3 separate regions of the Mus musculus genome follow, and all the other regions are linked to region 3. Evidence: chromatin loops called from intact Hi-C (ENCODE). Cell type or tissue: left cerebral cortex. All regions are shown on one strand.

The links. Hi-C counts contacts between places; a loop is a spot of excess contacts. Peaks named below come from ENCODE experiments on the same cell type or tissue, not always from the same donor. Only the 100,000 strongest peaks of a DNase experiment are listed, where the experiment ranks them.
Region 1: it touches region 3 in a loop (7-fold over the local background); 34 of 42 quality-filtered maps call a loop at or near these places.
Region 2: it touches region 3 in a loop (2.2-fold over the local background); 12 of 42 quality-filtered maps call a loop at or near these places.

The regions. Positions count from the first base shown.
Region 1 is chr2:92,806,789-92,814,788 of GRCm38, forward strand. The region is part of intron 1 of Gm39880 (a long non-coding RNA gene); the gene reads left to right. It overlaps Gm32413 (a long non-coding RNA gene), which reads left to right and starts at 99. Exons shown (of 2, transcript XR_374794.3): 1 at 99-358; 2 at 4,400-4,931. Gm13791 (a long non-coding RNA gene) reads right to left here. Exons shown (of 5, transcript XR_001783401.2): 5 at 6,159-6,296. In left cerebral cortex, a CTCF peak has its summit at 4,379; DNase peaks (open chromatin) are centred at 3,391, 4,374, 5,084, 5,763 and 1 more place; H3K27ac peaks cover 4,589 bases.
Region 2 is chr2:92,696,481-92,704,480 of GRCm38, forward strand. No RefSeq gene overlaps it. Among named protein-coding and RNA genes, the nearest start is that of Gm13816, 42 kb to the right of the region's middle. In left cerebral cortex, no CTCF peak of the experiment used is centred here; DNase peaks (open chromatin) are centred at 1,210 and 3,099; H3K27ac peaks cover 3,061 bases.
Region 3 is chr2:92,604,767-92,612,766 of GRCm38, forward strand. It overlaps Chst1 (carbohydrate sulfotransferase 1), which reads left to right. Exons shown (of 3, transcript NM_023850.2): 2 at 6,928-7,057. Among named protein-coding and RNA genes, the nearest start is that of Chst1, 9.1 kb to the left of the region's middle. In left cerebral cortex, a CTCF peak has its summit at 4,328 (motif pointing right); DNase peaks (open chromatin) are centred at 218, 235, 357, 1,429 and 3 more places; H3K4me3 peaks cover 988 bases; H3K27ac peaks cover 6,947 bases.

The sequences.
Region 1 (8,000 bases), 200 kb after region 3:
GGCTGGGACTTCTCTAAAATAGGAAATCAATGGAAGACCAGGAGACAAAGCAGGAGAGGGAAGGGGAAGGGGAAAGGGAGGGGAAACAGAAAAAGCCAGGGCTTCATGGCTGCTCAACCCCAAGAGGGAGGGAGGCAGGGGTCCTGGCTCCACAGCACCATGGGCCCTCTCAAACCCATGCCAGCTCATGCCAGCCTGCTGGGGAAGTCCCTGCTGTGGCAGAAACAGCCTTCCCCTCCCCCCACCCCCAATCTTAAGCAGATGCCTGTCACCCTGAGCAAGAAGCTGTCACCTCCATCAGGAGGGCGAGATGGCTCAGAGCTGCTAAGATGCCTAAGCTGCAGAGGCAGGGCTGGAGGTAGGCTCAGGTAACTCTGGAGGGAGATCCTGCTCCAGCTCCTCTGGCCCTAGCATATCTCTCTCTCTCTCTCTCTCTCTCTCTCTCTCTCTCTCTCTCTCTCTCTCTCTCTCTCTCTCTCTCTCCCTCTCTCTCTCTCTCTCCTGCTCTCCACCTCATTTTATCTCATTGCTCTCAAGTTCTTTGTCTCCACCCCCCCCCCCCCACCCACACACACACACACACATCCCATCCTTCTTTCTCTTTTGGCTCTCTTAAGAAAAATGGCTGTGCTTGTTAAGCGGGAGATCAAACATCCCCACCGGCTGAATACATCAGAAGGGTCCATCGCTTTCACATCTGGCTCTTTTTTCCCTGTGACACAGGCTTCCCGCGGTGGGGGCCGGTGGGGGTGAGAAAAATCAATGCAAGCCCTGTCGCCATCTGGCCTGGTAACAGGACCAGAGGGGTGACTAGGGCAAGGGAAGGAACATGAGGGTGCTCTGATGGAGGTCAGGCAGGGCCTTTCCAACACACACCACCACTCGGGAGGCAGGCCCTCTGCTAAAAGCCAGGTGTTCAGAGGTGGGGGTGGGGATGCAGCCTGCTGCTCTCCTGTGGTCAGGAAGGGGGACCAAGGCTCTGCAGCATGAAGGATGATCACAGCAGGGGCCCCAGCTACACACAAGCCATTTCACTTGGTTCTGCAACAGTCCCTAGAGGGTGTCAGCCTTGTGATACCTGTAACTTAGGAGGTCCACACAGTCATGCCAACCAGGGCTGGCTACACCTTACAGAAAGAGCCTGGCTGTCCTGCTATGCTCTCTCAGATGCCTGTAGTGTTGCAGAGGTGGGAAAGTTGGCTTGTAACTCTGAGTTAAGATGACATTAGACTATGAAGGTGCAGCCTGGTCAGGCCCACAGATGGGGATTCTGTAGGAAGGAGAGCAGAGGGTATCCCAACTGGTCTTTATCACGCTACCTGCGCAGGCATCCCCCTTGTCCTCCGGCCTTTTTGAGAGATGGAAACTGCTGCTCTGAGGGACAGGAGAAGATAGAAAGAGTCGGAGAGATTCAGAGTCAAAGAGAAACCCAAGACAGAGGCAAAGCAGAGCGCTGGTGAGCCTCTGCCACCAACCCCCAGCCCCCAGCCCTGCATCCAGACACTCCCTCTCCACTCCCACTTCTGCATAGTGTCTGCAAGTGCAGAAGAGAGCACACCAACATCTTCTGAGCCTCCTAAGGTGGTCAAGTCAGGTGTTCAACTTGAGCGCTCCACTCCCTAACAGAACAACCCATCCCCACCTTCAGGGGAACAGAGGCAACTGCTCAGAGATATCAGAGCAGCCTGGTCCCTCTCACACAGCCCCTAGGAGCATACTCTCTCTGTCTCTGTCTCTCCATCTCTTTGTCTCTCTCTGTTTCTCCATCCCTCCCTCCCTCCTTCCTCCCTCTTCCTCATGCCCCACTGCCAGGGTGAGAGGGCTCATTACCCACCCACTCACGGACTCAGGTCCAAAGTTGACTGAGAGCAACAAAGGTTGAGTCAGAGGCCTGCTGGGCACTGCCATGGAGGGAGGTAACAGATGGTAGTGCCAGCCCATGCTGCTGCCCAAGCCACCCGCTCAGCATCCCCACAGTCCCCAGAGGTGGTTGGTAATGTTAGGACCCTCCTCGGTCAGTCTCCTGGAAGCATCCTTGCTGGAAGAAACATCAGGCTCAGGCAGCTTGCTGTGAGTAGGGAAGGGGTGGGGGACACCTGAGTGCAGGGCAAACCAGGAGTTTAGGTCTTATTGGCAAAGCCCCGCTCACCTGGCCTTCTTCCGTCAGGCTTCGGGCAAAAGTCAGCAGGGTGCCCATCAACTACCCCATGACCTCTGCCCCTACCACTTCTCTAAATCCCATTGCCCATCTGACCCTGACAACCTTGGGATTTGGAGACTGGGTCTGGCAGGGACCTACCACCCTTGACTGTTTTCTTTCTGTTCTTAGGGAGAGTTCTCGCCACCTTCCAGTCCAGTGGTGGGCTGTGACCTGCTCTGAGTGGGGTAGCCTCATCCAGGAGCAGAGTTGCTACTCGTCTGGGGATGAGAGATAGTATGTCTCTAAGAGACTTTTTCAGAGTAAGCACACAGAGCTAGCCAGGGTGACAAATGGAGTCTCCAGCTCCTGAGCTCCAGAGAAACCTCTGAGCTGTCTGTCATGCTCAGGGAGTCAGGTCGGGTCCCTCTGGGTTTAGGGATGGGGAAGGAGAGGTATCTGACCTGCCACTGTGGTTGCCATGGGAACCACAGTGAGGCTGGGCTGAGAAAGTTCTCCATGTGACTGGTTATTGTGATGAGCCAGGCAAGCTTGAGGAGAAGGGAGAAGGGGCTGAAGCAATCTTTTGCCCTAAGAAAAGCGATACCCTGGAAAACAGACGAGAAAAGGCATTTCTCAGACTCCAAATCCTGGCTGCCTTGCAAGTTGAAGAGTAGGGAGGGTCCAACCCTATCACAGCACACATACACACACAAACATACTCTCTCTCTCTCTCTCTCTCTCTCTCTCTCTCTCTCTCACACACACACACACACACACACACACACATACTTACACAATCACTCTGTGTGTGTGTGTGTGTGTGTGTGTGTGTGTGTGTGTGTATACAACCTTGGTTATCATTTCCATTTCCTAGGTTTTTGGGGGGTTGGGGAGGGACAGGTCACTGGCCTGAGACTCACCATGTGATCTAGGCTGGACAGCCAGAGTAAGCCCTGGGGATCAGTTTCTACCTTCCTAGACACTTGGATTATAAGAGTGTTCTACCATGACTAGCACTTTTTTAATAGCACTTTTATTTTTAGTTATGTGCGTGTGTGCATAAACCACGTGTGTGCAGGTGCCATAGAGCTCAGACAAGGGCAGATGCCCTGAAGCTGGAGTTACGTGTGGTTGTGAACTGCTTGGTGTAGGTGCTGGGAGCAGCAAGTGTCTTAAACTGCTGAGTCATCTCTCCAGCCCCTAGCATTTTTTTAAAATGTGGGTCCTGGGATTGGACTCAGTCCTTACCCTTACAAGATGAACACTTTACTGACTGAACCATCTTCCCAGCTCTTTAGCACGCTTTGCCAACAGCCATGTGGCTTTCCAAGGAGGCAGAGAGAATGAAGTTCCTATGTTTCTCTACTCACAGGCTTTTCCTCTGCCTCCTGTTTTCTTTGAAGCTGGGAGAGAACCTGCTGTCTTGGGACGGGGTAATGATACAGAAACCAAGAAGGCAAAGCCAGGTCCTTTGGGCAGCAGCAGCTTGACTCTTGACTGGATCTCTTCTTGGAATTACTGGCATCTGGAAAGATCAGGGGCTGATAGAAGCTGATGGTGGGAAGAGGAAAAAGGATCAGGGATGAGGGTGTGGGATCATCCCCAGAAAGTGAGAGGAGGTGACAGCAGCCAAGGTATTCAGGGGGGAGGGGCAGAGACTGGCTTTTCCCATTGAGGCCAGTGGTGGCCAGTGGTGCCCTTACCAGCAGTGTGGACACTGCCCACCCTTGTGAGAGAGACAGCTGCCCTTCCAGGTGAGGATGGTTCCTGTTCTCCATAGGTACAGAAGACCGACATGAGTGATCCCCAAGTAGAGTATCCTTTGTCTTCCATGCTTCCATTCCCAATGGGGACAGATATAAATAAGCCCAGAATGCTGTCTGCGGAGACCATGGTGGACAAGTTACTCCTGTACAGCTTACTCTGGTGGCTTTGTTATAAAGGAAGGTTCCAGATGCAGAGACAATGAGGCTAGATCCTGCTTGTGCTGTGTATTAACTGTGTGGTCTCAGCCAAGTCAGAGTCTCAGAGCCTCAGTTTCCCCACCTGACCATGAGGATCCTGAAGTGTTGGGAATTCAGCTTGTGACCTCAACTCTTAAAGTGCTGGATAAATATTAGCTGTCGTTCATTCGAATACAAATGAGATTTTTATCCCCTTTGTCCAAGTTAACTTTAGATAGGGTTTTTTTTTTAAGCATACTTTTATTACTTTCAAGAGCACACAGTGACACCTATTGGGTGACTCCGGTATTGGCAGGAACGTGGGGATGCCTGTGACAGTCAAGGATGACAAAGATAATCTTCTGCATGTGAAGAGGAAATAGCTGGGATGAGAGCCTCAGCACTGAACAGCCAGTTTGTAGCCTTTGGAAGGTCAACGATGCAGACGTGTTAACAGGACTTCCACTTTACAAATGAACATACTGCCTTGCTATATCACCAAAAGGACTTAAGATTTTTTCCCAAGTTTTATATATATCTATATAAACTATGATAGTATTTCCTAAAATATTTGTGAAAACTTAATGATACACATCTGTAATTGTATTGTTCTACATTTTATTGAACTTCTTGAGGTTTCATTTCATGATGTAACGACCCTGAAATAGCTCAAGTGCATAAACTACTGATGTAGTGGTCTACTGTATATAACATCTAATACATAGTACAGCCAGTCACGAGAGGTTTCGTTTGGTTAATGGAACATTTAAGATTTGTGTCTTGAACACTTTGCCAAATTTTACATCAAATGCAAAAAAAAATAACACAAGAAAATGAAAAAAAAAAAAGACATCTCTCTGCATCTGTCTTCAAAGGCGCTTCTCGGATACTGGAAGGTTTGTCTGTCTGCATGGCTCCCATGAGGCGCTGTGACTTTTATTTGCTGATGGGGCTCTTAACTGAGCTCCAGTGCTCAACCATGAGCCTGATTATCACCGACCTGGCACAAAAGAGGAGAGAGATCTTAGAGAAGGCCCAGTCCACAGGCATGGTCAGAGAAAACAGAGACTGAGAGCCCAAGGACTGTCCCCTTAGTACAGAGCAGCAGAGAACCAGGCACAGAATGGTTCACAGCCTGGATGATGGTCGCCTGGGGTTCTTGAGTCACCCACCCAAACCCTGGGTTACCTGCTTCTCCACAAGGTCTCCTAGAGGCCACAACAGAAGATTCCTCCATACCCACTGAATTCCATGCATGCCTTCCTCCCAGAAAGGTACAGTTATCAGTGTGGACATGGCTGCCCAGAGAGACCATACTTTCCAGCCTGAGATTCCTAACAATGGGATCTGAGCAGAAAAGGTGTGTGCCTCATCCAAGCCAGTGCCTTTAAGACAACAGGTCTGTTTCTGTCTTGCTTTATTTTCCCCTCTGCCTGCCTATAGCCATGGCTGAACCCAGACTTAACTATAGAGACACTGCTAACTCCCTAGGGGACGACAAATGTCCCTAAACCTCCAGATGACTCTGCTATTCCTGTGGAGAAGGTGGCCTTTGCAGAGACACAAAAGCAGATCTCTACTTGTTATGGCAACTGAGTTAAATCCATAGAGAAGGTATAATGATGGATGAATAACCTCCTTAAGGTGGTATGCCACAGCAGCCTTCTTGGGGAAAATGCTGTTTAACTTTGGAACTTGACTGAAAAGGGAATTAGGACTGTGGGAGGGATCTGAGTGTGGATGGTGCCCTAGAGAAGGCACAGTAGGCGATGGGATAAAAGTTGGATGGGTGTAGAGTAACAAGAATCATAGCACGACGGGAGGGGAACGGGGCAGGAATGGAGACTTGAGATTTCTTTCCCGAATGGACCTTGTCTGGTGTTCCATTACATGAAAGGCAGCTATTGCAGTGGTCCAAGCCATGGTGAAGCCTCTGACCCAAGAAGTGCTATTAGTCAAGGAGGGCCGGCAGATGTGCCAGGGTCTCTTGTAGAACTCAAAGGACGCACTGGATTTGGGGGTGCAGAGGACTGTGAAAGGTGACCCCTGGAGGTTCCTGTAACAACTTGCCTGAAAACGAGCCATAGCTGGAGCAGATGGTGCATTGGGGGAGCTGCAGGGGTGACAGCTGCAGGGGCTACCAGGTAACAACATCATCTGCCCCTTCAAATGAGCTTGGGCCACGGAGGATGCGGACTTGGAGAAGACTGCCTCTGAAAAAAAAAATAAAAAAGAATAACCTGTGTGTCCATGGAGGGAGGACAGGCTAAATAAAGCAAGAGCTGTTCTATAACAGACACATGGGTAACCATGGTGCTCTGCAAATTAGTAAGCTCCCACCTCCAACCCAGCACAAAGCAAAGAAGCACGGGGCAGAACGGCAGACACGGGCTGCCACCATTGCGTACGACTGAAGGAAACACACGGATTTAAGCACACAAACACAGAGCATAAATAGTTTTCCTCCAGCGTAAACACGCTGTATCTGGAAGAACACACAAAGGACAGCAGCCCTGGCTGCCTCCAGGAAGGGGAACTGGGACAGAGGGCGACCTTTAACTCTGCGTCCTTTTGGTGCTTGTTTTTGAATGTGTCAACTGCAAAGAAGCATTAGCTGTTCAATAATGAATAATTCTCATTAATAACTCCAACCGAGAGATGGAGGAGCTGCTTGCTGCCTAGAATGCAGACCCAAGAGCGGCTGTCAGGGGCAGCTGTACTGATAAGCCCCTTCGTGCTTCCCCACCTAGCCCTCCTCACACCTGTCCCAGTGCAGATGGCTCTAGATTTTTGCCCTCCTGCCTTAAACCCTGAGGTAAAGTAAACTGAGACCAGTCCAGTTGCATAGTTTTCATTGTTGCTATTGTCTATTTCATATTGCATATGAAAAGAAAACATTGTTTTACTTTCTTGAAGGCAAATAATACACAGACACACAGACACAGACACACACACACACACACACACACACACACACACACACACACAATCAGTTCCACAGTAGCTGATGGCTTCAGTCAACCCACACCAAGGTCAGAATCCCAAGTCCACATAGTGTGTGCTGAATACAGTTGTATCTTTCATATGACAGCTTCTTCAAAGTGCCTTTGGGTGAACCCAGTGGAGGCAGAGCCAGAAGAGAACTTTACATATACATACTCCATCTGAGGGACCCCAGTGGGTTGTCCTTGAGGGCCCTGTGTGCAGACCCAAGATCTCTGAGGAAGCAGATAGGAGACAGGCACAGAGGCTACCTCCTGAGAGCACCAATCTCCTGGGGAGGGGACACCCCAAAGAGAGAGGAGGCACAAGTGTCCCATTGCAAGAGACATGCCAGAAAGAGACATTCCAGATGAGGGCTGTGGTCAAGAGCAGATGCTGAGAGCTCAGAGGAAGCCCAGAAAGGGGAAACGAATGGGCATAGCTGTTTCACGCCCCTGGCCTCTGTGGCTGCTGAGACTGAGGTTCAAGGAGATGGCTGAGGCTCCAGGGAAACCTAGTGGACGGAGCCAGATTTGAGCCAGGTCAAGCCTGTGCTCACACACAGCATATCCTAAGAAGAGCAAGTGGGGATGCGTCTCCCTCCAAGTCAGATGTGGGCCTGGGGAAGAGGGGGAACCCAGGCAATCATTTCATGCACAGGCATGCCTGGCAGCTCGTTGGCATTTTATAAGAGGGTGATAACCCTGGGAAGGTCAGTTGTCTTCTGGGTCACACAGCTAGTGAGTGCCAGAAGTTCAGTTCCAGCCTAGGCAAGGCAGCCTCTGGAACTTGTTCTCTGGCTGCACTCTCCCAAGAGAGCTGGGTTCCATGTTGAATGGGCTGCCTGTCAGCTGTGTTCAGAGGATCAAAACCAACCCAGCCAGAGTGGATGAATTAAATTTGGGGGCAGAGAAGGAAGGGGTTGAAAGGTGTGT
Region 2 (8,000 bases), 92 kb after region 3:
TTTTCTATTCCCATGCTGAAGGGGAAGTCATTTCTGTTCCAGATGCGTGAGGTGCCAGGCTTCATTACTTCTAGGGATTCTGTCCATGTTCTTGCTCTCGATTCAATTAAAACAAACTGAGGTAATTAATTGAATTTGTTATTTGATTAATAAAGATAGAAATTTGGCTAAGTTGCCGTGAAGGAGGAAGCCATATTGAGACATGAGGACAGAGGACCCTGGAAGCCTCATTCTGATTCTGTTTCGGCCTCCCTCTTTGGCCCGCTCCTCCTCGTTCCTCCTGTGTACCCACTGTGTCATCTATGAGTCCCTGGTCACTCCAGCTAGGATCAGGAGACAGAGCCTCAAAGTCAGGGGTGGGAACTAGAAGGAGTAAGGAGGTGGCTAAGGGGCAATGATCTGCGGTGGTGGAAGGTGGGGGCCAGGGAGGAGCCTCCATACACCTGCAAGGGCCTTCGTGCTGGGAGGACAGAGGCTGGGGCAGCCTGAAGAGGGTGTGCACAGGAAGGCTTAGGCCAAGTGCAGGGCAGAGAGGAGCAGGAGGGGTAAGCCAGGAGCACCACCCAAGAGTGGTTCTGTCCGTCAAGAGAAGACTGGGCACGGGTGGAATCTGCCAGCACTGGCTGTGGGTCATACAAGGGAGGAAGGTCCAAGCTGGGACCCAATGTGGAGAATTACTGCATATTGAGAGTTAAAACTCTGAGGGCCTCCTAATAGGGCACAAACCTAGCAACTCCACAAGATTCGGGTCTGCGAATTTGATTCAAGGACATAGAATTAAACACCTGTAAATAGATTCAGAAGGCAAATGAAAAGCAAGGGGAGAGATTTGAAGCTTGCATCACATATGAAGGTTGAATTCCTTTAATATATAAAGAGCCCCTCTGAGTCAATAAAGAAGAAAACCTCCCACATAAGAAAGTTGGGGGAAAGGTTGGAAGGGAACAGTGTGTAGGAATGAAACCATGAATGGTATTTGTTTATTTATTGGTGTATTTGCTTAGCTAGTTTTATGGGAGGGGATCTCACGGAGCCCAGGATGACCTTGAATACCTTATTCTCCTGCCTCCACCTCTGAGTGCTGGGATTATAGGCATGTACCATCTCACCCAGGCTACAAATGGCTTTTAAACAAACGCAAAGTTGTTCATTCTCTTTCTATAACGAGGGAATGCAAATTAAAAGTGGGCAGAGATTCCATTTTTATACGTAAGATTGAGCTGGGTGTTGTGCGACACTATTCCTAAGGAGATGTGAGCGTCTACTCACCCCACATAGAGAACCAGGGACAGACCAAAGTAAGGATAGCACCAGGGTCCAGTGCAGTGAACCAGTGGGTCTGTTGGGGTTACTTATAGCAGCATAGATTGGGGGTTATTTACAGAGGCAGCTGCATCACAGAAAGTCCAGTCTAGCATGGGTAATGAGTTAATGAAAGCTGGAAGCCAGGATCTTTCTGCATAATTTGCCAGCGGCTCCAGAGGTCAGAGTGTCTCCTCTCCTCAACAGTCCTTACACCACCGGGAAAGGAGGGGGTCTATGAATCTAGAAAGCTTCAGAGACTTCTCGAGGCTTGAGGTGTTTGCTTCTTGCGTCTTAAAGAACTTTGCTTAAGAACTTCCTAGGTCTTAAGGCCCCTATCTGAGGGATACAATGTTTCAGTTCAGAGAAAATTGCTACAGAGCCCTCCACCCTTCCTCCAGCTCTTCCGATCTTTCTGCCTCCTATCCATGCAATTCTCTGAGCCTTGGTGGAAGTCGATGGAGATGTCTAAGCCTCCAGGTTACTCTGCCACAGAAATGGTTGTTTTCAGGAGTGTCACTAGTGGTTATGAGTGCCTGCAGCTTACCATTATTTGTAAAGGAAACGTCCTTTATGACCAGTTGTAGCTGACAATAGTGCTCGATGGCTGGTCATAAGCACAAATGCTTAAAGAGCAGTTTGACATGCACATCATGTTCGTTTGACAAAATAGCTGTTGCTTCCCTTCCTGACCACAGGTTTTTGTCCAGGTTCACAGAATCTGGGAGTGAATTCCCTTCTGTGGACAAGCTTTAAAGCCTATCAGAAAGTTGTTGGTTGTACCCAAAACTGTCTGTGCCACAAGTAGACCTGTAGACACATCTTTATTGACATTCAGATGGTGTTGCATGCAGCATCTTCAACCAAGTAGAACTATTGGCTAAACTTTCCTGCAGCAACCTATGACGCACCTTTCAACATTAAGAAAGCCCGCCAGCAGGGAGTATGTTTCCGGTTTAGTCTCAGCCTGATTTCTCTATGTCATGTGACCAACTTATGTATCCTTTACAGCCATATAGGGTTAATCTAGTCCTGGCACACAACCAGCAGAAGTAGCAGTGCCCTTGTCATTTGGGAGGCTTTGGGGGGTTTCCTGGCCAACAGCCCATGGGGAGGCTACCCACTCTTGGCACTATAATTTTTACTTAACAACCTTATGGCTTTGGGTACTTGTCTTTCTCCAGACACAGGATATCCTCTGGAAAAAAAATGTTACTGTTGATTTTACTTTTCCTCCTAGATGTTTTTGTAATCTGTAAGAAACTCTGAGACGGAAGTGTTGGCTCGGTGGCTAAGGGCACTTGTTCTTGCAAAGAGCCTGGGTTCGACTCTCAGCACCCACATGGGGGCTCACCACGTCCTTGGACACTGGGTACACATGGGGTGCAGACATACATGAAGGCAAAATACTAATACATATGAAATGATAAAATCAATCTAAAAAAAAAAAGGTAGGACACTCAAGCATTCTCATTGTGTAACAAGGCCTTTTTACAGAGAGTGCAGGATCTGGGAAGGTCTACCTTTGTCTATTTCAATTAAGTGCAGTTGACCTTGAGGGGCTAAGGGGATACTGAAAAAGAAACATTTGCAAGGCCCAGTATGATGTGAAAGAGTCTCATCACTTTTATCAATTCTCTAGTCAAAAGATCAGTGTCGGGTACGGTGACATGGAAAGGAGACACTGCCCCATTTGGCCTTCTGTGATCCATACACGCGTTCCTACCACAGACAGCCTTAGCAGGACTGGCTTGTGTTGCATAGTCTGGCTTTGGTTCAAGAGCTTCACTGTAGCCTGCTGTGCCTGTTGTTGGAGCAGCCTCCTCGTTCTGACAGGTTCCAGGCCAGCTCTGTGGCCCTTAACTTTCTCTCAGCCACATCTGACTGCTGAAAGAACCCCAACCCTAACCCCCACCCCAAACGGAGTGAGCAATCTCCTCTTTCAGCATACTCTAGGGTGGTTGCCTATCACTAGGACAGGTTTAATTTTTTTCCTGATAATCTTTTGAACCTATAAGGAGTTGATTCACATAGCAGTTGGCTTTCTGTTGATTTTTTTTCCCTAGAAACTCCAGCTTGACACAAATCTCTCCACATTTGCCTCTAAGTGCTCTACACAGACCTGTTTATTTTTCTTTCACACTCTATTGGTTACGTCCATTCTAAACAGAGGCTCATTAAGATGGGACATAAACAACTTACATATCTCAGGAAGTCCCTGAGGCTTACAGAATTCACAGGGCCCCTTACTCCCCAAGATTATATTTAAAAGTAAAGACTCCTGAGGGGAGACCCTCCCAGCTGTTGGGCTCATGGCAGGGCCCTCCTGCTGATGGGCAGGGACTTAAGGACTTCCTGAGACCTGAGCACAGAGGGGTGAGTAGATGAGGACTTAGGACAAATGGAAGGCACATGTGTGGCTCATCCTATAATGCTAAAGCTAGGAAGACTGAGACTGGAGGGTTGCCTTGAGCATTCTGGACTATGCATGTTAGGGAGCCTGGGACAGGAAGTCCTGAACACATTATTCACCACGTGCTATGCTCTACAGTTGGGTCCCCCTGGGTGGAAACAGACCAAGTGTTTTGTGATTAAAACCTAGTTCAGAGGGCCGGGTGTAAAGAGGGCTGGGATTAAAGGCACACGCCTTTAATCTTAGTACTAAGGAAGCAGAGGCAGGTGGATCTCTGTGAGTTTGTAGCCAGCTTGGTCTATGTAGTGAGTTCCAGGCCAGCCAGGGCTATAAAATGTGAATCTGATTTTAAAGACAAGCAACCAACAAACAAACATCACACACAAAAGAGCTAAGTTAAAGCACAGCAAAATGACTTACCTACCTTGGAACTCCTTAGCACCTTTACTTGTTAGAGAAAGTTGTTTTTCTTTTTATATTTCTACTTTGAGACAGGCCCTGAACTCTTATCTAGGCAGTGATAACTGTGAACTTCTGCCAGCATCACCTCAGTGCTGGGGTCTCACGCGTGCACTGTGAAGTGCTGGGGGAATCAGAGCCCAGGTTCTCATGCATGCAGGGCCTCACCCATGCTAGCTAGCACAGTGTTGATCAAAACCATGGTTCTAAGACTGATGCTCTGTCCACCAAACTCCAGCTCATGGCACCACATTTTCATGGAGGGCCTTGAAGGATTGGTGTGCCTCGGAACATCCTTGGAGAAAAGCCAGTCTGTCAATAGTATCTTAGGTGATTCCTCTCCTCTTCCTCCTCCTCCTCTCTGCCTCTAAGTGAATCTGGCTTGTGAGATGTCAACATGACAGTAAGTCACAGGCAAGCACTTGACCTGCTGTTCTAGATACCAGGAAGCCTCTTGGCTAGGCAGTGTCACTAGAAACTCAAACTTTACCTGGCATTCAAGGCTCCAGCCCAATACTAATGCACTCTGAGAGAGGCTCCTGGGTCCAGTCTTCCCTGCATCAGCCAAGGCCTTCTCCCCGCTGCCTAGGGTCACTATTCTTGGGCCTGAGTCTGGGCCTTTCTTTGGGTAGGAGTGTCTAGCCTTCCTCCTCCATGGCCACTCTTTTTCCCGACCATCTTAGCCCTGTTTCCAAACTCCTGGGGTGCTTCTTAAAAGACAGAAGGCGAGCAGCTCAAGTGTCCATTCCAAATGATTGTGAAGCCATGCTTCTATGAACCTGGAGGCTGTAACTAGGCACCCAAAGGGGGCACTCAGTGACCAGGGACTCTAGTGGAAGCCAACCCCTCAGGAGGAATGGCTCTGACTTCCCAGCTTTCTCAAGCAATCCCTCTAACACTTGTGCTCTCCACACCCAGGACGCTCAGTCTGAGCTCCTTGCTCGTTCCATTTTTCCCTTTTCCAGTTCATTGCTAAAGCTGGGCATGGTGGCACACCTGAAACTCTCAAGGTCCTCCTTGGCTACATAGAGCAAGGCCAACCTGAGCAAACTAATAAGTATTTAATATCACCAGCCCTCCAGGGACAGTCTGCATTTCCAGTCAGTTTATACAAGGCTTTTCCTCGTTCCTTGTTGAGACAAGGTCTCACTATGTAAACCTTGAACTCCTAATCACTCTTCTCCCTCTGCCTCCCAAGTGCTGGGATCATAACGGAGCCCCGGCTGACCCTTTGGAGTTGTTGAAGGAAGTGAGTTCATTTACATTTAGGGAGCAGTGCCTGGCCTGAGTCAGGGCTTCAAGCTGTGCGGTGATGTGATCGGTGATCGGCTTACCTTCCCTGGACCTCAGATCTCTCAGCTACAAAATACTAAACAAAGGATGGTAACAGATGCTATCTGCTGTGTGTACCTCTTGGGACTGTGATAATTAGATGAGATAGTGTGATAGGAGCTTGGTGACTTGGGAGCCACTTTGAGCCTCAACTGTTACTATCATTGCATTACAAAGTGATTAGTCCGTCTGTAAGGGGAAGAGAGCAAGCAGCTATCCCTCGGCTTGGGATGTCTAAGGCCCACAGGGATTAGCTCCTGGTGGTTACCCCAGCCGAGATCTTTTATCTGAACCGCCAGAGACTAGACGTGTATCTCCTTTTAGATTTTTGGAATGTTTGCATCTACATAATGAATACCTATCTTAAGACTCAAGTCTAAACCTGAAATCCATGGTTTCTTCCTATATGCCTCATGAGCAGTCTGGATATAATTATAGACAATTTTTAAAGGACTTGGGCACAAATGGAGTTTCATGGTTCCTTTTTTTGTCTCTGTGACAAAGTACCTGACAAAGGCAACTTAAAGAGGGGTTCACTGTGGCCACAGCGGGAGGGCGCTTTCCAACAATGTAGGGAAGGCGTGGCCTCGAGAGCACCAGTAGGCAGAAGCAGAGATGCTGGTGCTCAGTTCTTCCTTTTCAGCCCAGACCTCAGCACATTAGATGGTGCTGCCCACACCCCACTCTAGACAGTCCCGAAAAGTCATGTCCAGAGGTTCGTCTCCTTGGGAATTCTAGATCCTGGCAAGTTCACAGTTAATATTAACCATAATGAGTGCTATGGAACTTTCCACATATGGTATGATGTGATGGAGGGCTCAGAACAGTTTTGGATCTGAAGATGAGGGATGAGAGCCTGGGTTTATTGAGCACTTACCATGGCCAGGTGCTTTGCCCAAGACATGATGCGCTATTAGTTGAATGAGACACCCTTCTTATCATCCAGGCATACAACCTCAAAACCCATATTACAGGTGAGTAAACTGAGGCTCAGAGAGCCTGGATTGCATTCCAAGGTTGCAAGGCTCCAACAGGACACTCTGGGTTCCACACTCACCTTTTCATTACCTTATCTTTGCCTCTGACCGGTCTGCATTTCCTCTTCTTCCTACCCACCCCTACCCAACCCAGCACTAAAGGGAACCCTCTCTCCTTAGGGAAACATCACTTCCAGGCACATCTGCCCTACTGGGGCTGTGCTGTGTGGTGTTAACTGACAAGGAGATGGCTTGAGAAAGAAGCAAGCTCATTATCTGGCAGAAGGCTTAGCACTTCCTGAGGCTCCACATCGTCCTCCGATGTAGCTGGCTCACCCCTAATTGCTGTCTCTGATACTTTTCTTCCAGAATTGAAAACTGAGCCCATTCACAGGGCAGGGAACAGTGGCCTGGCAAGCGATGCAGAGAGCCTGGGCCTGGGAGTGGCCTGGGAGAGCCCTGCCTCCTCCACCTTGGGCCACCCTCAAACATCACCCACCAGCCCTCCTTAATCATGATGATCCTGACCACAAAGGTCTCATCTTTGCCACTCCAGGTGACAGGGTCCCTGGTGGGAAGCTGCCCTGATCCCGAAATGCCACCCTGGCCCCGTGGATACCCAGAATCCAATTAAAGCCTCCATTAGAGCCAAAGAAAGATGTGACTGGAGGAGATGAAGGGGGATGCACTTCTAATTAGACACACAGCCACCCACCCCTGTCCTTTCTAGATAAATGCAAAGGATGGAGAGGAGAAGTAATTAAAACTTGCACGTAGCTTTATCACCATGAGCTCCACCCTTCTCAGCTCTTGGGTCAGGCTGATTCTTGCCAGCTTTTGAGGAGGAGGCAGTTTGGAGGAAGGCAGGCAGACCCGATGATCAACCCACCCCCACCCCTGTTCGAATGGGGCTGGGAACTTCTTAGGGGCATGGGCCAGGTCAGTTGGCCTGTCATCTTCTCTTTCTCCCAGCAATGCCATGGCCTTAAAGATAGAGTCTTACTACAGCTCCATCGGCCTCTTGAAAGAACCAGGACCCAGGTGCTTTTCTCCAGCCCTGCGTGTTTATGGCTGCCCTTGGTGGTTTCTGCCCACTTTCTTACATTCCCCACCAATATAGCTCCACCTCTTGGGGGCCTATAGCAGACAGGGCCACCTATCTGATGTGGAGACCTGTGTGTGACACCAGCCCTTCCTTCACCCAGGGCCAACTGCAAAAGGCAGAGGGGAACCTTGGCAGGTAGTCCAGTGTGGTGAGAGCTGCCAGTCGGGCTGAAGCTGCAGGGAGACCCCAGGGGCCAAAGCAGATGGCTTCTTTCAGAGTCTAATTATCCACCAGCCCAGAGCCAGAAGGCTCTAAGCACAGCAGCGACTGTGTTTCTCTTGTCCTGGGTGTAGCTGGGCAGGCAGAGCATGTCACTGGCACTGGGTGCTCCAGCCTCACTACCGTTTCCTGTTCTCTTCCTTCAATCTCCCAGGTGTTTGGGAGCCCTGGTTGTGACTGATTCATCCCAGGT
Region 3 (8,000 bases):
ATGTGTGTACCCATGTGGATGTGTGTATGTCGCAGCACCTGGGAGGAAGGAGGTCAGTGGATAACTCGTGGGTGGTTTTTCTACTGTGAGGGTAAACTCTGAACACCAGGCTCACTGGCAGTCACCTTTACTTGATGAGATAGCTCTCTGGCCCATTATATAACCTTTATAAGCCTCGCTTGTGAAGTGGACACAGCTGTGCCTGCACTCTGAGCTTGCAGTAGGTCTCCTGGGGTGATGTGTGGCAGCCACATCACGGTTCTGAACTCTAGGGGAACAGCTACATTACACCTCACTCTCGACATCTTTGCTCATAGCGGCCAGAGATGCTCATTCTACCTGTCAGGAGCATGGATAGGGTGTGAGGCTCCCTAGGTCTGTTACCTGAGAGGCGGCAAATGAGACAAGCCAGGATGTCTTTGGTGCCAGCTCCGGGGGCGAGGTCTGAGCATAGAGAGAAGGGTTGCCTCTCCAGGCATTGAGCCTAAGCCCTGCCTTTCAGTCCACACCTTGTAGTCATCAAGTCATTCTCTGATGATCTCTGGTTGCAGACTATTGTTACATTCCTGGGTCATGACTTCTAGATCACAACTCCCCAAGAGCCCCAAGTTGGGGTGGAGAAGGTATCAGGGATGCATCCACTTGTGGTCATCTTTGTTCTTGTCATTCAGTAGGGAAGGGTAAACTCTCGGAGGCACTGTGAGAGTCAGGTCCATTCACATGCCAGGTTGGGAAGCCACAGGCAGTGTCCACCCCCAGAATCTGATCTTGTCAGTAGATGTGGGGCTGAGGGTGGACGGTAAGGTCATGAGCTCCTCTAGTCTATTTGGGGCAACCTCATTGTTTCCGGTGCCTGGTGCTCACTGCATCTGCATCTCTGGTGTCCTGGTTGTTCTTAGGTGTGGCCTGGGGCTTAAGCTCTGTGGTTGCAACCAGGGTTTGGGTCATTGTGGTTGAATGGATACCCTTGCCTCCGTGTAGACTTGCAGTTTTTTTTTGTTTGTTTGTTTGTTTGTTTTTCTGAATTTGCTTCCCACTTGTTTTGGCCTTTCTGCTCCGCATGAGGGAGAACCCCTCTTTGTGGTTTTTTTGGTCCATAGTCATTTCTGGGTCGGCTCCATCCCACCTGAGAGGTGCCCCATCCTCTCTCACTATCTCAACCCCATCTCTTGCACACACAGGGCAGTTGGGCCTCATACAGGTGGCTGGAGACCAGGATCTAAGGACGAAGGCACAGGGGGTCCCTCTGCCAGCTGCCAGCTGGGCAATGGCTGCGGCTGCTCAGGCTCCTGTTGATAGTTTTTCATCTGTGGATTTGGGTGGATGACTGAAGCCCAGACCAAGCCGGGATCCAATGGGTGGGGCCTCAGTATTACTCTGACTGGACAGGCTATGGCTGTGCTGAGGAGGGGGGGAGGGGGCAGGAAACCAGGGCCTTCCCGTCTAGTGCTGGGGCAGTAGTTCCGTCTCCCACAGGCTGGCCCGGCTGAGACAGGGACCAGCCTTCTGACTCATCTCTCCTCTCAGGTTCCTGTCCACTAGGCCCTTGTGTCAGCACAGGAGGATGGTCACTCACCCCACAGCAGGCTTTGCTCCCAGGCTACCAGACACCTGACAGGAGTTGCTTCCTTTCCTGAAAGCTGAGGGTCCTGCGGGTGGGACTCAAGCCACACCCGTGAGCCTTTCCGAGGATTGTTGTGGTCTAGGCTAGCCCCTGAGCTCACACCAGTGGACACCCCTCCATGAGTCTTGCCTGTACCCAGGTTGTGCTGAGCTGCTCCACCCTCTGCTTCCAGCTTCTTGCTTCCGGCTGTGATCGCTCTGTTTTCTTTCATTTCGTACCTCAGAGCAACAGAGGCCAGTAGAGGTTGAGAGTCTTGTTCCAAACTTCTGAGCCATCAGACAGCTGGAGTGAGGGTCTCACCCAGTCTCCCTGTGCAGGTCTTTCCTCTGGTGCCTACCTACTTTACAAAGGGGCTTGTGACAAGTGTTAGTGCCAGTGTCATGGTCACTAGAATGACCTGCCCGGAGATGTCATTCAGCGCGTCAGGCGGCTCTGCCTACGGTGAAAAGATAAAGGATTAGCGACAGTATGATTGGGTCTGCCTTGCATTCTGGGGATGTTCAAAAGAGGGTCTGGTTGTGTCTAAGAACTCCAGAGGTCGCTCGCCGAACACCTTGCTGTGTCATGCAGATCCTGTAGACCTTACTGAGGTTAACGTGGACACGGCCATGTTACCAAGGGGGAAGCTCTTTGCTTCCAGTGTTCCCTGGATTGGTCACCATTCCTGCACGGTCACTCTGTGTTCTTCAGACTGCTAATTCTGAAGGCTGCCCCAGCACACGGCCACAGGGAACTCAGTGGTCCTTGGTTTTTGTGGGTTGTGTGGGATCTTGGGTTCATGGTGCTGTGTGGCTTTGGAGACGTCTTGGGAGATCTCGTGACCCCAGCCCCTATCAATCAGCCAGATGTCTTTTGGTCATATGCTTTACTGCTATCTCTTGGCTCTTGTGGAACATGTAACTGAGTTATTTCCCTTTTCTCATTGGCTGCCAGGAAGCTCTATCCCATAAGCCTACACATTGGCAATTAGAGCTGACCCAGCCCCTTCTTTTAGGCTTTCACAATCCTGTGTTCTTGTTGCCTCATTTTCATGGCCGAGTTTCACTTGAGAGGATATAATCCCCTGGCTCTTCTGTTTCTTTAGCCTTTAACTAAATAAACATCGATGGTGGGTGGGTCAGGGCTGGCTAAGCAGGTTAAAACGTGTGGTTTCCCCGAGGCTACCATCTAGCTAACTTCTTCCCTGCCCAAGTCCTCTGTCCCCTGCTTGGATGTCTGCATAGTATGCTGGTGCCTTGGAATCTCTGTGTCCTGGGTTTGCTCAGGTAGTGGATGTTCAGCTTCATGTTCCCCCGGCTCTCTGTTCCCTGCTCCCCATGCCGCTTTAAGAGCATTTTGAAGAAAGAAGCCACCTGTGCAAGCTTAGCCTCAGCCACTCCCTGCACAACTCCCAGCTCCCTCTGAGGCCACCTCAGCAGTCTGCAGCCAATCACAGGTCCTCACGTCCACCTGAGCAGGGCTAATGCTTGGTGCTAAGACAAGGAAGTCTTGACAAGATGTGTTGAAAGTTGGGGGTAGGGGGGTGGGGTGGAGAGAAAGGCTGGTAAGCAGTGTCATTGGGGTGAAGAAGAAAGCCTCAAGGCTGGGGTGAGGTGACAGGGATGGTTCTCAGTCACCAACCCTGTCCTCAGACACCTCTCCAGCTCTCCATGGGTACATGGTCACTGTATTTCCACAGAAAATAAACTTAAAGCTCATTGCAGACTGTGCCCACTGCTTTATAGGCTCTTGGGTCCTCTTCTCCCAGGCAGCCATACTAGCATAGTGCATAAGGTTCCAGGGGCCGTTCATGCGTTGTGTGCACAGTTGGACACACGTGCTTTGTGGTTTTCCTTGACGTGGTTTTCTTTGTTTGCTTTTGGCTCGTTTCCATAAGCATCGTCTGCCTCGTTCAGAAAGACAGCCCCAGGATGATAGCGTCAGGAACGAGGGAGCCCAGGTTCTGTGGAGTAGAGCAGTAGCCTGCACCCTCCCTTCAGGAGCTTCAAAACGATTCCAAATTGTGTGTGCAAAATTGGGCACAGGAAGCATTTTCTGGGAAGACGGACTGTGTTTCCAAGGAGCCTGTGGAACAGGGAAGGTAAACTGCCTCGCTGTGGTTTGCTGAGATTCCCATAGGGTGGCAAGAGGGACTTGGTGAAGGGCAGAGCCCTTGGGTCCTTGGGCCTATGAGGACAGTGTCAGATGGGGAATCAGGCTGGGTCTGGTGGTTGGTGGGGCATGGCAGAGACACGGGAGCACTGATTTCTTCTGGAGAGTGACTTTGAGCTTTCCCACAGTTCACAGGGCTTCCCTCTGTCTGGGGTGGACTTAGCCTTAACTGGCCCTGAACATGGGGCAGGTCCTTCCAAAGGCAGAGAGGTCCTTGTTAGTGTTTTGGAGGAAAACCCCAGGTACAAAGAGCTTTAGGTCTTGACACACAGTGTCACTCAATCTAGGGACAGGCAGAAGCTGCAGGCCACTCCTGTTAGTGGTGTTCTGTTCAACACTGCTTCTTCAGTCTGGGCAGCGTGAGGGCCGTGCAGGGGTAAAGCCAGACTGCCTATTGCTGCTTGCCTCTTGGTGTGCAGCTGAGGAAGAGTATCTCCGTGGCTCAGAAGCCACCATCCCTCTTCACTGCAATCTGCAGCATCATACTTCCACCCACCGTGGCACCTTTGGCTTCCTCACACAGTAAGAAGATGAGAGCTAGGAGGCTGTACTACCAGTTCTAGCCACTAGAGGGAAGCAGAAATACCATCACAATAGCCTAGCACAGAAAATTCTAGCAGGGCAAGTGGTTTGGGAAGGAGGAGTGGTGGGTAAAGCCCTACAGAGGTCTCTCTCTGTTAGAACAGACTCTAAGGGTAACAGGTAACTAGTTCTGAGGTGCTTCCCTAAGACATAAAGCAAAATTCAGAAATCTAGGCAAGGTTCCCAGCAGGTAAACAATGGAGCTGGGTTGCTCCATGGGGCTGGTGTCAGAGGTTGTCAGAGGTCACTTGTCAAACACAAAGCAGAATCTTGTCCTAATGCTGGGCATGAATAAGTGCATCAAGTCAGTTAGCAAACAATGATCTGGTTAGGCCACCTTTATAGACAGGGGAAGTGAAGCTCAGGCCCAACTGGTGCCTAGCCAGTGTGTGCTTAGCCTCTGACCTGCAGGCTTGAGCCCTTAGTTGCAGATTGGAGCTTCCCTGTATAGCATTCTCCACTCCCAACCTGACCACAGAGCTGCAGTCCAAGCCATCTCCAGGCTGGCCACCAGGTCCTCTGTCTTCTAACAAAAAGGTGGGATTCTGGGCTCCTATGCCCAAGGTTTGATCCAGTAATGAGGGAGGCCATAACAGAAGCCCAGGAAGGGTCGTGGGCCCCCAAGTCTGGCTTGGGAGGACCAGGGCATTGAGAAATCTCTTGCAGAGGCCAAGGTTTGCCTGGGAACCAGAGGACCTGGTTCCAGGGCCTTTGGTTTCCAGGGCAGATGCCTCCAGCATACCAAGGACCCTTGGCCAGCTCTGGGCTTGGCTGTGCCAGGCTGGCAGGAGAGCAGAGCACTTTCAGGGGCTCCAACATCCTCCTTCCTGTTCTCATGCTCTGGCTTTGCCCTCCTGGAAGGTGGGCACATGGCACTCAGCCAGGCTGCAAGCTGGTGACCACAGTGTACCCTCTGAAGCTTGAGGAGTCCCCTCACCTTAGGCCTGGCTTTGAGTTTCTTCAGGGTGGAAGGGAAACTGGGAGAAAGAGCTCGAACCATCTGTTCCCTTCTGGGCAAGATGGAAGGCCCTCCTCTGAAGAAACACTCATTGTGTAATTCTGTCTTTAAAGTTGGAATTGCAGGCCTAAGGGTCAAGAAAAGCTGTTTTGATGCAAACCAAAGGGAATGAAGTAAGAGATGGGCCAGGAGCAGATCCAGCCAAGAGATTTGAAAATGACTTGGAGAGCACCTAGCCTGAGCTGGGATCTTGTCTCTCCCCGCTTCTTGGGGCATGGACTTGGAAAAGCTGTTGTACCCAAAGAGCCTCAACTTTTTTCCCTGCTGTGGGTTGTGAAGTGCTGACATACTAGCTTTGAGGTTGGGGTTGAGGCAGTGTACCTGAGCCTGAGGGTGGGAGACTGGGAGCCCCTTGGGAGTGCTGACTTTCCTTGGTATCAATTCCTATGTAGTTTTTGGTTAGTGCCTGTTGGTCTGGACTGCTGGTAGACATCTATGAAGAAACACAGCTGAGTTTAGTGACCTCACAACTGAAGCAAGGGGGCTGGTATTCCTTGAGGCACTTGTCAGGGACCTGGGATTTGAGTAGAGAGGGCTCCCCATTACTCTCAGCCTTCCCTCCACGGGGCAGAGGCCTCTGCCACAGGGGTTAGGATGGGTGTGGTCCAGATTGTGTGACTTTGAACACACTGAGAGACTCTTACTAAAAATCTGGACTGGACCGCTTGCCCTATTAACTGTCTCTTGGTGGTGACTCGGTGCTGATTTCTGCACATAGTATGGCTTTTTACATTTTAAATAGGAGCCTCAGAGTCCAAACACTGGTAGGCATGGCCATTTTGGCTCAGACCCTGTGCATTTCCCCAGGCTAGCAGAGCCTGCAGCTCCCCATTCTTCCTGGGGACAATGAGCCAATGGTAAAGGGATGAGAGCACAGGTCTGAGCCTGATCCAGAAGGACCCAGGCCCCTGATGTTTCTCACATGTGAGCCATAGACTGATCTTTAAATTCTCCATTTGAGCAATGGAAGTGGGTGGGCTCCTGCCCTACCAGAACAGTTTGTAAGGGATGACAGGGTGCCCAAGATGGCAATGCTTATTTGCTTGGGAGACAGGGGTTCACTTGTCTCCTAGAGTAGCCAGGAAACACAGCAGATTGTGGGAGGGATGTATACAAAGGATGCGAGCTTACACACCAGCCATGAACTTACACACGAGCCACGAGCCAACCAATACATGGACCTCATGGCAAAAAGGATAAAATGCAGTCTGTGACTCAGAACTCATAAACTTACCTGCTCCTATCCTTGCCCCTCCTGTGCTGGTTTGTGGGTGGCCTGGGACAGAATCACGTGCATGTTTGAAGGCCAAGTGTGCTTAAGCATGAGATGTGTCTTAGAGGGGAGGTATACAGGCTCCAGATGGGGGTTGAAGCAGGTCATAGGCCCCAGCAGGCACTGCTACCCGTGATGTGGGTTATACCTGCTTACAGAGTGAATCTGTTTGTTTGGCTAAAGGCCTTAGCCCTGTGCAAGCACTTAGTAGGTATTACCTGAAGTTGTACTGGCTTTGGTGTTTTATTGGGCTTGGTAAAGTTTGCCTTTGGCTTTCAGGTAACTGCTGTGTGTGCTGCATATGGTTGGAAGAAGACCCCTGTCCCCAGCTGTCCCTTTGGAGCTACCTTCTCCACCTGAAGGCCTGAGGTGACTCACTTCCATCACAGGACCAGTTGAATTCCAGAAGGTGAGGCTTGTTTCCACGACTTTCTAATACAGGACCCACGTGGGCTTCTCGCCTGAGACACTTGGGCGCACATGCTAGCCGGCTCCTGCCCACAGGAGCCCTGGGATGGTCAGAAGGAGCATGGCTTGTTAAGGGTGGGATATGCAAGCTGTAGCTTGAAAGTTAGGGCTTCACGGCTCAGGGGTGAGGATAGGTCGGCTGGAGCGCCCGAGACAGTGTCAATGTGGAGAGCAGGCAAAGTCACGTGTCATAGCCTGGGGGCAGACTGTGGGACACAGAAGAAGGGCAAGGAGAGAGGAACTGGTGCCCAAGCCAACCTGCCTGCTGCCTCCACAGCCTGTTGGCCTCGGGGCTGTGCAGATCACTGGTCCGCCTTACAGCAGTCCTTCTTTGGGAGGTGTTGAGGTCCTTGGCACTGAGTCTGGAAGCAGCCCTGGCATCTCTCGGGACCTGGTGGCTGAGGCAGCATCCCCTGGCCTACCTTGTGACAAGCTTGGGACTTGCTTGTTGTGAGCCCATGGGATAGGCTTTCCTTTTCTATTTTCCTGTGGTTCCTCCCTCCCCCTCCTCCACTTTTGTGGACTGAAGGGCTGGGGGAGTAGCTTGGGGCCAGAAACAAGCCCTGAGTCCTATGCAGAGAGATCCATCCCAGTAGCCTCTGGGCCCTGCCCTTGCGCTAGGCCATTTGACTTATAACACTGCAGGTGCCTAGGTAACTGGGCATCTGGAGGCAGCTGGGTGCCCTCATTTGCAAGGTAGCAAGGCCATGGTCTACCCACCGTGGACAGTTCCTGGCCCAGCTGGATTCTGCTGTCAAGTCAGAATTCATGGAGCACAGGGGTCTCTGCTCTCCCGGATTTGTGTTTGGGGAGGGGAATTTGGTGTGCATCTTTCCTTTAAGGGTTAGAGGAAGACAGAGAAAAAGATCATTGTCTGGGGTGGG